Linked DNA regions of Homo sapiens: region 1 is linked to region 2. A link is an interaction called in ENCODE POLR2A ChIA-PET data of the cell type or tissue named here. Cell type or tissue: GM12878. All regions are shown on one strand. Links, peaks and the distances in the headings refer to the core of each region. The heading gives the core; the rest is flanking DNA.

Region 1 (5,129 bases), core at 1,492-3,991, 160 kb after region 2:
AAAAGTTGTCTGTCTACAAATGCTTAAGAGAGCAGACAATCTGGTTTATCCTTCCCTTTTAGGTAGTTTGTGCTGGAAAGAAATTTCTATGTTTTTGTGACAAGAGGAGACAAGACCCTACAAAAAGAAGGCATGATAGAAGATAGGTTGGGAACAAGGTCAGTATTCAGCTCGTAAGCACCAGCATGTCTGACTGGATGATAAAATATTGAAGTACAGGACTTCAGTGCCGGTTAGGCAATGAACACTGCCCTGAGCCACCTGGGGGCCCCCTCTGCATGACTCAGCATGCATGGCCTAGCAGGGTTCTTCAGGACAGCTTAACTCAAGGGCCATGATATTCTATGTGTTCTCATTTTGTGTCCCACACTTGGTGAATCCTGGAGTAGTTTATGCTTAGGAGTCAAAAGACCCGGGTTTTATCTGGCTCCACTGTTTGCACACCTCATCACAAGGTCTTAGTTTCTTCACCTACAAAACATAAAGTAACTGTTAAATCAACTGTTTCTAAAGTGTCTTGTGCCATAACAATAAAAGCTACTGTAGCTTTTGAGTTTCTTGTCCAGTTATAATAATGGGCTCTCACATCTTCTATCTGCTAAGGTGCTTTCTTGTCCCTTAGGCCTATGGAGTTGCCCAGAAAATTCAGCTATAGTTTTGTAGCTAGCATAGAGGATTGGGAGGTTGAGGCTTCCTCTTCAGGGGTGGTTGTGGTTGTGGTTGTTGTAGGGATGTTTAACTCTTTGTCACACATCTCATTTTGGAAATACATTTTCAAACATGCTGCACATTTGCCCATCTTCTCAAAGAAGGTGTCAAGCATTGTTTCATCTGCTGTGTCTCAAGGCACACATCATGATCATCAAACATTGCCGTCTTTCCCTGGTGTTGGTCTCCGTTTAGGATTGCGAGACAAAATGAGTATGTCCAAAGCATACTTAGTTAAAAATTATTCACTATTTATGTGAAATTCAAACTTAACTGGGTTTCCTGCTAAATCAAGCTAGTCTAAGTCTCCGCTAGCCTCTTCCATTTCTAATGTGTTGCCTCTAATCTGTGGCAGGGTGGGGTTGAAAATGGAGCTCGAAATTATAGAGTTGCCAAGAGTATAAAGTTCTCAATTCTTTTCCATTTACACTCACTTCTCTATAGCTTCAAATATTATCTGTCTTCTTACCAAACCTATTTTCCCAACTCCTCTCCCCTGAGTTCTAGGACTCTTGGACCCAGTAACCTCCTCACCCTGATGAGCTGGCAATTGAGATCTCAAACCTGGATTCTTTTTTTTTTTTTTTGGAGTAAGTCTCACTCTGCTGCTCAGGCTGGAGTGCAGTGGTGCAATCTTGGCTCATTGGCTCACTGCAACATCTGCCTCTTGGGTTCAAGTGATTCTCCTGCCTCAGCCTCCCGAGTAGCTGGAATTACAGGTGTGTGCCACCACACCCAGCTAATTTTTGTATTTTTAGTAGAGATGGGGTTTCACCATATTGGCCAGGCTGGTCTCAAACTCCTGGCCTCAAATGATCTTCCCACCTTGGCCTCCCAAAGTGCTGGGATTACAGGTGTGAGCCACTGTGCCCCGTCCAAAGCAGGATTCTTGATTCTCCCTACCTCTCCAAGAATTCCCCCATTCCACCAGTTTCTCCTGCTATATTCTACATGTCAGTACGTAGTACTGAGCACCAACAATCTAAGAGCCATCTTGGATGCTGATCTGTTTTGTCCACATATTTTCTAGTCCATCAACTTGTTCTGGTGGCTTGTAGCTCTCTCTCCAAACATTTCTCCAATGCCTCCTTTCTTCTCCATTCCTACTGCTAAAATCCCACTCTATGCCATTATCCCCTCTTTCCTGGACTAATACCATGAATTGAGCAAGTCTCTTGGAATACCTTCTTGTCTCCTTTCTCCCTGCAAGCAGCAGCCAAGGGACCGTCTCAAAGCAGCAATCAGATCACATCACAAGCCCCCTCCCTCATCTCATTGTTTCACACATTTAAAGCCCTACAGCAGTTCCCTGTTGAAACTATCGGCTAGAAGTTGATAAGTTTGTAACAAAGGTTCTGAAATGGGAGTAATTTTGTCCCCCAGGGGACATTTGGCAATGTTTAGAGACATCTTTGGTTGTCACCACTTGGAGGTGATACTGGCATCTAGTGGGTAGGGCCCAAGGATGCTGCTAAACATTCTCCAATGCCCAGGACAGGCCCCCACAACTAAGAATGGCCAGCCCCGAATGTCACCGAGAAGCTCCAGCCTAAAGTGAGCAGTATCACAGTGTTTAAGATGAAAGAGTCAGGGACTCTGCCCCCAGCTCTAGCTGGAAAGTTCTTGTGCCAACAAGCCACTCATCTGCATTAATGAACATCTTCATTCAACTGCTCCCTTCAGCTGTTGCTAGGCAGGACCTTGATAGAGATGCAACAGAGAGAAGCTGAGCTGTGCTGAGAGGCTTGTACATTCTCACCAAGAAGCATAACTAGGGTGCTTGGAGTTGACATAACCCTGAGCAAATCATACCCTCATTAAAGAATAATCCAATTTAAAAAGAAAGTCTTGTGTACTCATGGGTTGTTTTTCCAAAGTTCTCAGAGGACAGATCATGAAAGCTTTGAACCACCAGACTGTACATGGCTGCCCAGTGAATTTGCAGAAAACAAAGGCCTCTGATTTTTTTTCCTCCAAGCTGTTAGTCTTAAGTGAAACAGGGTAAGAAAGTTCTGTTTATTATCTTTTGACAATTAAAGGATGACATAGGCAATGTGTTTTGATCTCTCACAAAAACTATGAAATTTTATTTCTTCTGGCGAAACATCTTTTCCAACAACATTCAACAAATTAACAAGAGCAACTTCAGAATGTGTGTTTTTTCCACCTAAAAATGCAAAAACAACTGTTCTTTTTGGCTTTATTAAGCTAAACAGACTTGATATAAGTCTAGCCTTTCCTGCTACTGAATAATCTCATGTAATATGAATACAGCCACCGAAGAGCTAATAATTGCTAATTATATCCCTCAACTAGATTTCCTGTTAACCATTTTTAACTTGGGTTTCCCCAGTGGGTAGGAAGCATTCTACGGTGTGGTTTACCAGAGAAGCCCTCTGAAATCCCCTTTCGTTTGATAGGGTAAAGCCAAAACCTATCTTTGCCTGACAGGTTCCTATATATACACACATATACATATACATATACATATACATATACATATACATATACATATACATATACATATACATAATGTATATGTATACATAACATTTATAAATATATGTTAATATTTATAAATATTATATATATAATTTCAACTTTTAGATTCATGGAGTACATGTGTAGGTTTGTTACATGGCGTATTACATAATAGTGAGGTTTGGGATGTGAATGATCTGATCCCTTCACCCGGGTGGTGAACATAGGACCCAACAGTTAGTTTTTCAACGCTAGCCCCTCTCCCTCCCTCTGTCATCTAGTAGTCCCCAGTGTCTATTGTTTCCATATTTAGGTGTCTGACAGGTTTCAAGAGCCCTGCAGTGACAAATAGACTAAGTAAAAGACAGGGACATGGTTTTGGCAGAAGACTGCATGAGAGACACAAAATGGATGTTCATAGGAGTCAGATATGTTGAGGGCTTAAGAATAGGATATTTTGGACTATCTTTATGCCAGTAGCTCTCAACTCTGGCTTCATATTAGAATCACTTGGAGATCTCTTTAAAAAGCACCAAAACCTGGGTTGGGCCCCAATCTCAGAGTTTCTGATTTAGTTGGCCTGGGGAATGACCAGGGCATAGGGATTTTTTAAAGTTTCCCAAGTGACTCTAATGAACATTGAGGGTTGAAAACCACTGCTCTAGACCAGGATTTCTTCACCTCAGCACTATTGATATTTTGGACTGCATCATTGTCCCGTGCGTGGTAGGATGTTTTGCAGCATCCCTGGCTTCTACCCACTAGATGCCAGTAGCACCCCTTCCCCAGTTGTGATAACTCAAAACGTCTCCAAACATTGCCAAATGTTCCCTGGGAAACAAAATCACCCCCTTCCCACATTGAGAGTCACTGTCTTGGCTACTGCATGTTAACTGTAGTTACACAGATAGTATGGTGGGTAAGTAGATGAGGGGTTGGAGATTCAACTCTATAAAATAAATACTAAGGAATAAGGAATAAAACAGTTGTTCAATGTCCCATCCTCAGCCCAGAGGCAGGATTAGTGGTTATCGTCTCTGACTGTACACTGAAACACCTTTCTTCTGGATTATAGGCACACAAACTAAACTGGCTCCTTTATTATTATTATTATTATTATTTGAGACAGGGTTTTGCTCTGTCACCCAAGCTGGAGTGCAGTGGCATGATCTTAGGTTGCTGCAACCTCTGCCTCCTAGGCTCAGGTGATCCTCCCACTGAGGCAGGAGAATAGGGTCTGGAGACAGGTTACCTAAAGCCAATTCGCCCTGACTTCCTAGAACTGAATCAAAAGGAAAACCCCACCTCTCCACACTGAAGTAACGAAAGGATCAGAGGTTACTACCTTTGCACTGTGCAGATGAAAAATGGAAAGTACCTCTAATTGGTCCCCTCCCGCAACCAATCAGACTGGTCGCAGGACTAGTCTTCATGTGTAACTTTGTAACTTCACTTCAGACTCTGATTGGTCACCTCCTGCAACCAATCAAACTGGTCGTGGGCCACTCTTTCATTTACATAGGTACAACCAAGTAACCAATGGGAAATCACTAGAAGGTATTCAAACCCCAGAAAATTCTGTAACCAGTGCTTTTCAGCTGCTTGCTCAAGCCCACTCCCATTCTGTGGAGTGTACGTTGGTTTCAATAAATCTGTGCTTTTGTTGCTTCATCCTTTCATTGCTTTGTTTGCATGTTTTGTCCAATTCTTTGTTCAAAAGACCAAGAACCTGCACAACTCATAGTCAAGTCCCTCCACTGGTACCACCACCTCAGCCTTCCGAGTAGCTAGCTCCATAGGCACCCGCCACCATGCCTGGCTAATTTTTTAAATTTTTTTTGTAGAGACAGGGTTTCACCATGTTGTCCAGGCTGGTCTTGAACTCCTGAGCTCAAGTGATCCCCTGACCTCGGCCTCCCAAAGTTCTGGGATTACAGACG
Region 2 (5,129 bases), core at 1,747-4,246:
GCATAGACCAGCTTCATATACGGAATTTAAAGATCCAAGAGAAAAACTGATCAGATATTGAACTAAGGGTGCTTCCCAGGGTTGTTCTAGAAGGAAATGGCCATTTTGGCAGAGCCACTGACCTTTAACAAAGATACCAGAATGAGTTGAATGCTCATTCTGCTTGAGCATGAAAAAGACATATACTTCATCCAGAATTTCCCTTCTATCCCCCAGATCCACACTTCTCTATTCAAGTCAGGGTTTGTGACAGGGTAGCCTAACAGGGTTTGAGGTTTCCATAAGGGGAGGGCTCATACGTATGAGTTTAGTTCTTGCAAAAAGGAAAGCGTAGAAGTTGACCTTTGAGGTCATTTCGTGCACAACATGCAGTAGGCAACGAGAGGTGAACCAACCTTCGTTCTTTTCTGCTTCTGGCCAGAGCTGACTCCGTCATTGTCTGTTTTCCCACTGATTATAATAATATCCGTTGGCTTCCAAAGGGTAGTTGGGGTTGAATTCCTGTTTATCAAAGGCTTGGAAGAGAGGCCCTCTGATAGCCTGTGCAAATGACTGGTAGGAAAGTACAGCTGTGGCCTTGGCGGGCCACATTGTCTGTCTCAGATGGCTATCAAATGAAGCCTTGGGTTGCCTCTAATGTAACAAAGCTAGAGTTAACAGTCTTCATCCTTACAGAGCTCTTGGGCTGATTGTGCAAGAGATTCATGATCTGATCACAAGAGCAAAAAGAACGCCTGTGTTGCAGATAACAAAGAATTACACAAGGCCTGAAACAAACCCCAATGTTTTAAAACACTTGGTGGAAATTTAAGTTGCAAAGCATTTTATCATCTCAGGCCATCTCTTACAGGGGCCAGCTGAAGCTACCCGTACACATCGTTTTACAAGCCCTGGGCTGTCAATGGGTCTTTTAAAACCAGCTGAACTGCGTTTTGCTTTTCAGTGTGTAAGCTGGTCAGCTTACAGCAGTACAAATTGGCAGCGTGGCAAGAAAGAAAACTGAAATTCAATCCAACACTGGGATTGGAAGCTCTTGAGACTCAAATGTCACCAACACCGGGGGCTTCTCCTCTAATTATCCTGTCAAACGAGGGTTGAAAATGTCAGCACAGACTTCAGTCTCAGCTCCTCCAGCAACCAATGAGAGTGGGCTTGGGTCTGGTTTAAATGATGAAGAACAAATTTGAAAAACCCTTCAGTTGATTTCAAGACTTCCTGGGACGGCGATGTTTAAACCACAATGTTCTTCTTTTGGGGCAAAGTTAAGAGCCAATCACAGTTAAGGTTTCTCTGCATGTTCTGCCCATATTTGGCTGTAATCTTGCTTCATCCAACTAAATTTATAATATATGTGAGTGAAAAGCAAGCCTTTGGGATTTGTCTCTCTCTCTCTTTCCTTGTTATAAAGGAAGCCTTATCTTTATGCATTTGGGGCTACCTGTGAACTTACAGTCTAGCTTCAAAGCAAAGAAAGGAGCAGCCAGTGTAGAAAACTTCGTTTTTACTTTTTTTTTTTTTTTTAAACAAGCTTTAACTGTAGCTTCTGGCTACAGGAAAGTACATAGAAAACCGAATCTAGTTTCGGCCTGTGCAGTACTGACCAGGAGAGGCTTATGAGATTATGGGGATATTGAAGAACACAGAATGTCACATGGATGATTGTATTTTATCTATAATGTATGTGTAGGAGAGATCCATTTCTCAGAGATGGCAAGAACTAAATGCACCCTTTGAAATATCTTCTTAGGGGTTGCTTGAGGAGGATGATCAAATCTTACAGAGAGATAAGACACAAATATGATAAAAGTTATTCTCATTTTAAGTGACTATTTATTGACCACTTGATATGTATCATCCATTTCATTCTCACCACAATCCTATGAAGGAGATTCAATTCTATCCACATTTTGCAGTGAAGAAACTGTGGCAGTGCATGTAACTTGCCCCAGGTGCCTGAGCTTATAAGGAGTGGAACTAAGAATCCACTCTGAACAGTCAGCTGCCAAAGCCCCTCACTCTTAGCCTCTTTGCTCTACTCCACTGAGATGTTCTCTTGGGTTTACTACCAAGAACAGAGGCTGTAAGTAGTATAGAATGCCCCCGGGGACCCCAGTGTCCAAGACACCAACTTCCACTGCCTCTCAGGACCCTAAGGAAAGAAAACTGAGAGGTTGTTCAGCTTGTCTCAGGTCCAGAACTGTCTGGTCAGAGGGGATCCTGGGATCCACCAGTTGAGCCCTTCATTCAGGGCCCCAGTTATTCCTAGTCTTGGGAAACCCAGCTCTAGAAGCCCCTCCCCAGCAGGATTGAGGACAAAGGGGCTAGACTAGAGACCCAGCAACATGGCCCTTCCATGTTCTCAAAACTCAAGAGACCTAGAAAAGAGAAGGGTGGCAAAGCAGCCCAGCCCCACCCCCCAGGGCCAGAGAGGCCCCACTTCACTCTGTAGAGCAGTGGGATTCATCTGGGTGCCATTTGGCCCTCCAGGAGATGTTTGGCAATGTTTAGAGACATTTTAGGTTGCCACAGCTGGGTTGGGGAGGCGAGGGTGCTACTGGCATCTAGTGGGTAGAGGCCAGGGATGCTGTTAAATATCCTACAACGCACAGCACAGCTCCTGCCACAAAGTGCTGCGGTGAGAAGCCCTGCCCTCAAGTCTTGGTTGGGCACATTCCACCCACAGCTCTGAGGAAGCTCCGTCTGGGGCTTCTTCAAAGAGTCATTCTGCAACCAGGAAGCTGGCAGCCCATACAACTATGCAGAAGGTGAAAGAGAGAAGGCGGGACCATGAACACGCGTTTTAATTACTGCATGTTTGTTTCTGACAGAGAGAGGTCAGTGTTTGCCTCCATTTGCAGGCATCAGGACCAAGGTGGGCAGTGGGCAGTGAGGGGGCAGGGGTGGAGGGCGGCACTAGCTCTGTGTAGCAGGCTGAATAATGGCTTCTAAAGATAGCAGATCCTGATCCCGGTAGCCTTCTATGAAAAAAGGTGGTCTTTGCAGATGTCATTAAGTGAAGAATCTTGAGATGGGGAGATTATCCTGTATCATCTGAGTGGGTCCTAAATGTAATCACACGTATTCTTGAGAGAAGGAGGCAGAGGGAGATCTACGTGCACATGGAAAAGGTGATGTAACAACAGCAGAAATTGGGGTGATGAGGCCACAAGCCAAGGAATATGGATGGCCACTAGAAGCTGGAAAAGGCAAGGATCAGATACTCCCCTAGAGCTTCCTGGGGGAACGTGGCCCTGCCCACACCTTGATTTGGGCCTAGCGAGACTGATTTCAAAATTCTGGCCGCCAGAACTGTGAGAGAATAAACTGTTGTCTTAAGCCACCAAGTTGGTGGTCATTTGTTACTGCAGCCATAGGAGACTAATCTACCCTGAGACTCCTGGGGCCCCCAGATGGATCCTCTGAGGCTGAGGGGCAAACTCTTCCATGCAGGCAAAGCCAGAAAAAGGGGAATGGAAATTTCCTTTGCACTTTCCTTGATACATTTACATTTCCCATCCCACCCTTTAAGCACCCTTTCCTGTGAAAACATGGCACCTGCCCCCTCACCGGCCTCTATCAGTCAACAATTCAACTGAATGTCGGGCAAAGCATATGACACCCCCAGTGCTTGGTTCAAACCTGTTTGAGTCACCTGTCACTTTCTACCTTGAATTTTTGTCACCAATGTACATGCAGTAACTTCTATACTAGACTGTGACTCAGACGCTCACAATCACACTCAAACACAGTCTAGTGTTTTTCACAGCCTGGTATAGAAGGTACTGCCTGTACATCAGAACAGGGGAGCAGGAGCCTGATCTGATTTATTATGAAGTCTCCCAAGGCCTCCAGCGCACAGTATCAGGCACACAGGAAACAATCAATGATTAATGTGTGCTTCCTCCATCCTATGAGAAATATTACTTAGGTCTCTTTATGACGAGTGGCCAAAAAGCACAAAGCCGAATCTGATGCTTATTAATAGTAATCCCATACTTGCTGTAAGCCCTGCAACAACTATCATTATCCATGTTTTGTTTTTCAATGGAGGTATAATTTACATACAGTAACATGCACACATCTTAAGTGTATAGCTTGATGAATTTTTACCTAAATATACCTCCTGGAAACCACTGACCACACAAACATCTATGTCTTTCCATCACTCTAGAAAGCTTCCTTTTTCCCTTTTCCTAGTCAATTAACCCCCATGCCCCTCACACTCCAGTGAACCACTATTCTGACTTCTACTCCCATAAACTAGGTTTGCTTGTTTGTGAACTTCATATAAATGAAATTGTACAGAATGTACTCTTGCATCTGGCTTCTTTCTCTTAACATAATGTTTTTGAGATTTATCCAGGTGATTGTATCAGTTTATTCTTTCTTTTTTTAATCTGCTGTGTATTATTCCATTGTAAGAATATGCCATAATTTGTTTATCCATTCTTCTATTGATGGACATTTGGATCATTTCCAGTTTGGGCATATTGTGAATAAAGCTGCTATGAATACTGGTGTATTTTATGGACCTGTGCTTTCACTCCTCCTGGCTATGTACTTAGGAGTAAAATTGCTGGGCTGTAGAGAAGGCATCTGTTTAACTTAATAGAAGTTAGTATCACTATTTTTGATTTGGATATGAGAAAAAAAGGGTTTTTTTAGAAAAAAAAAATGAAACAGTTACAATCTTTCTTCACTTATTTTCCCAATTCCATTCATTGTATTAATTTTTTAAAGAGTAGAGTATCTCTTTCCTGTGCCACAGGCATGGTTAATTGAATCAGCAGTACAGAAAGTTAGAGGGTCACGAGGTACGAAGAATCCAGCAAACTCACATCTGCGTAAATACACTCTCACATCATTTTATATGCATTCACACCAACCCATATCTTTAAAAGTGGACTTTCCTGACACTGGGGTTGACCACAGTGCTGACACAGACAGAATTCCTATGAAAGCAAATATTTTAAGAGGAAAATTTCCCCTGTAATGAAAACTTGATTGAAATGACAGTTGCAGGCAGTGAAAAGCATGTGGAATATGTAGAACGAGCAAAATCAGATCTTTCTGTGGTGTCCTTTCTGAGTATCCAAGAAGTCTCATTCCCCTGCCAAATGCACAACTCT

What was found. ChIA-PET counts read pairs that join two places held together with the same protein. Peaks named below come from ENCODE experiments on the same cell type or tissue, not always from the same donor. Only the 100,000 strongest peaks of a DNase experiment are listed, where the experiment ranks them.
Region 1: POLR2A ChIA-PET joins it to region 2 with 23 read pairs; 2 of 35 experiments call an interaction of 5 or more read pairs at or near these places.

Annotation. Positions count from the first base shown.
Region 1 is chrX:13,254,359-13,259,487 of GRCh38, forward strand. No RefSeq gene overlaps it. Among named protein-coding and RNA genes, the nearest start is that of LINC02154, 47 kb to the right of the region's middle. RefSeq lists enhancers at 1-74, 3,005-3,054. In GM12878, for the core only: a CTCF peak has its summit at 3,944 (motif pointing right); DNase peaks (open chromatin) are centred at 2,443, 3,003, 3,453, 3,673 and 1 weaker place; H3K4me3 peaks cover 533 bases; H3K27ac peaks cover 2,500 bases.
Region 2 is chrX:13,090,052-13,095,180 of GRCh38, forward strand. The region is part of intron 3 of LOC105373133 (a long non-coding RNA gene); the gene reads left to right. Among named protein-coding and RNA genes, the nearest start is that of FAM9C, 48 kb to the left of the region's middle. RefSeq lists an enhancer at 726-865. In GM12878, for the core only: a CTCF peak has its summit at 2,830; a DNase peak (open chromatin) is centred at 2,690; H3K4me3 peaks cover 758 bases; H3K27ac peaks cover 2,434 bases.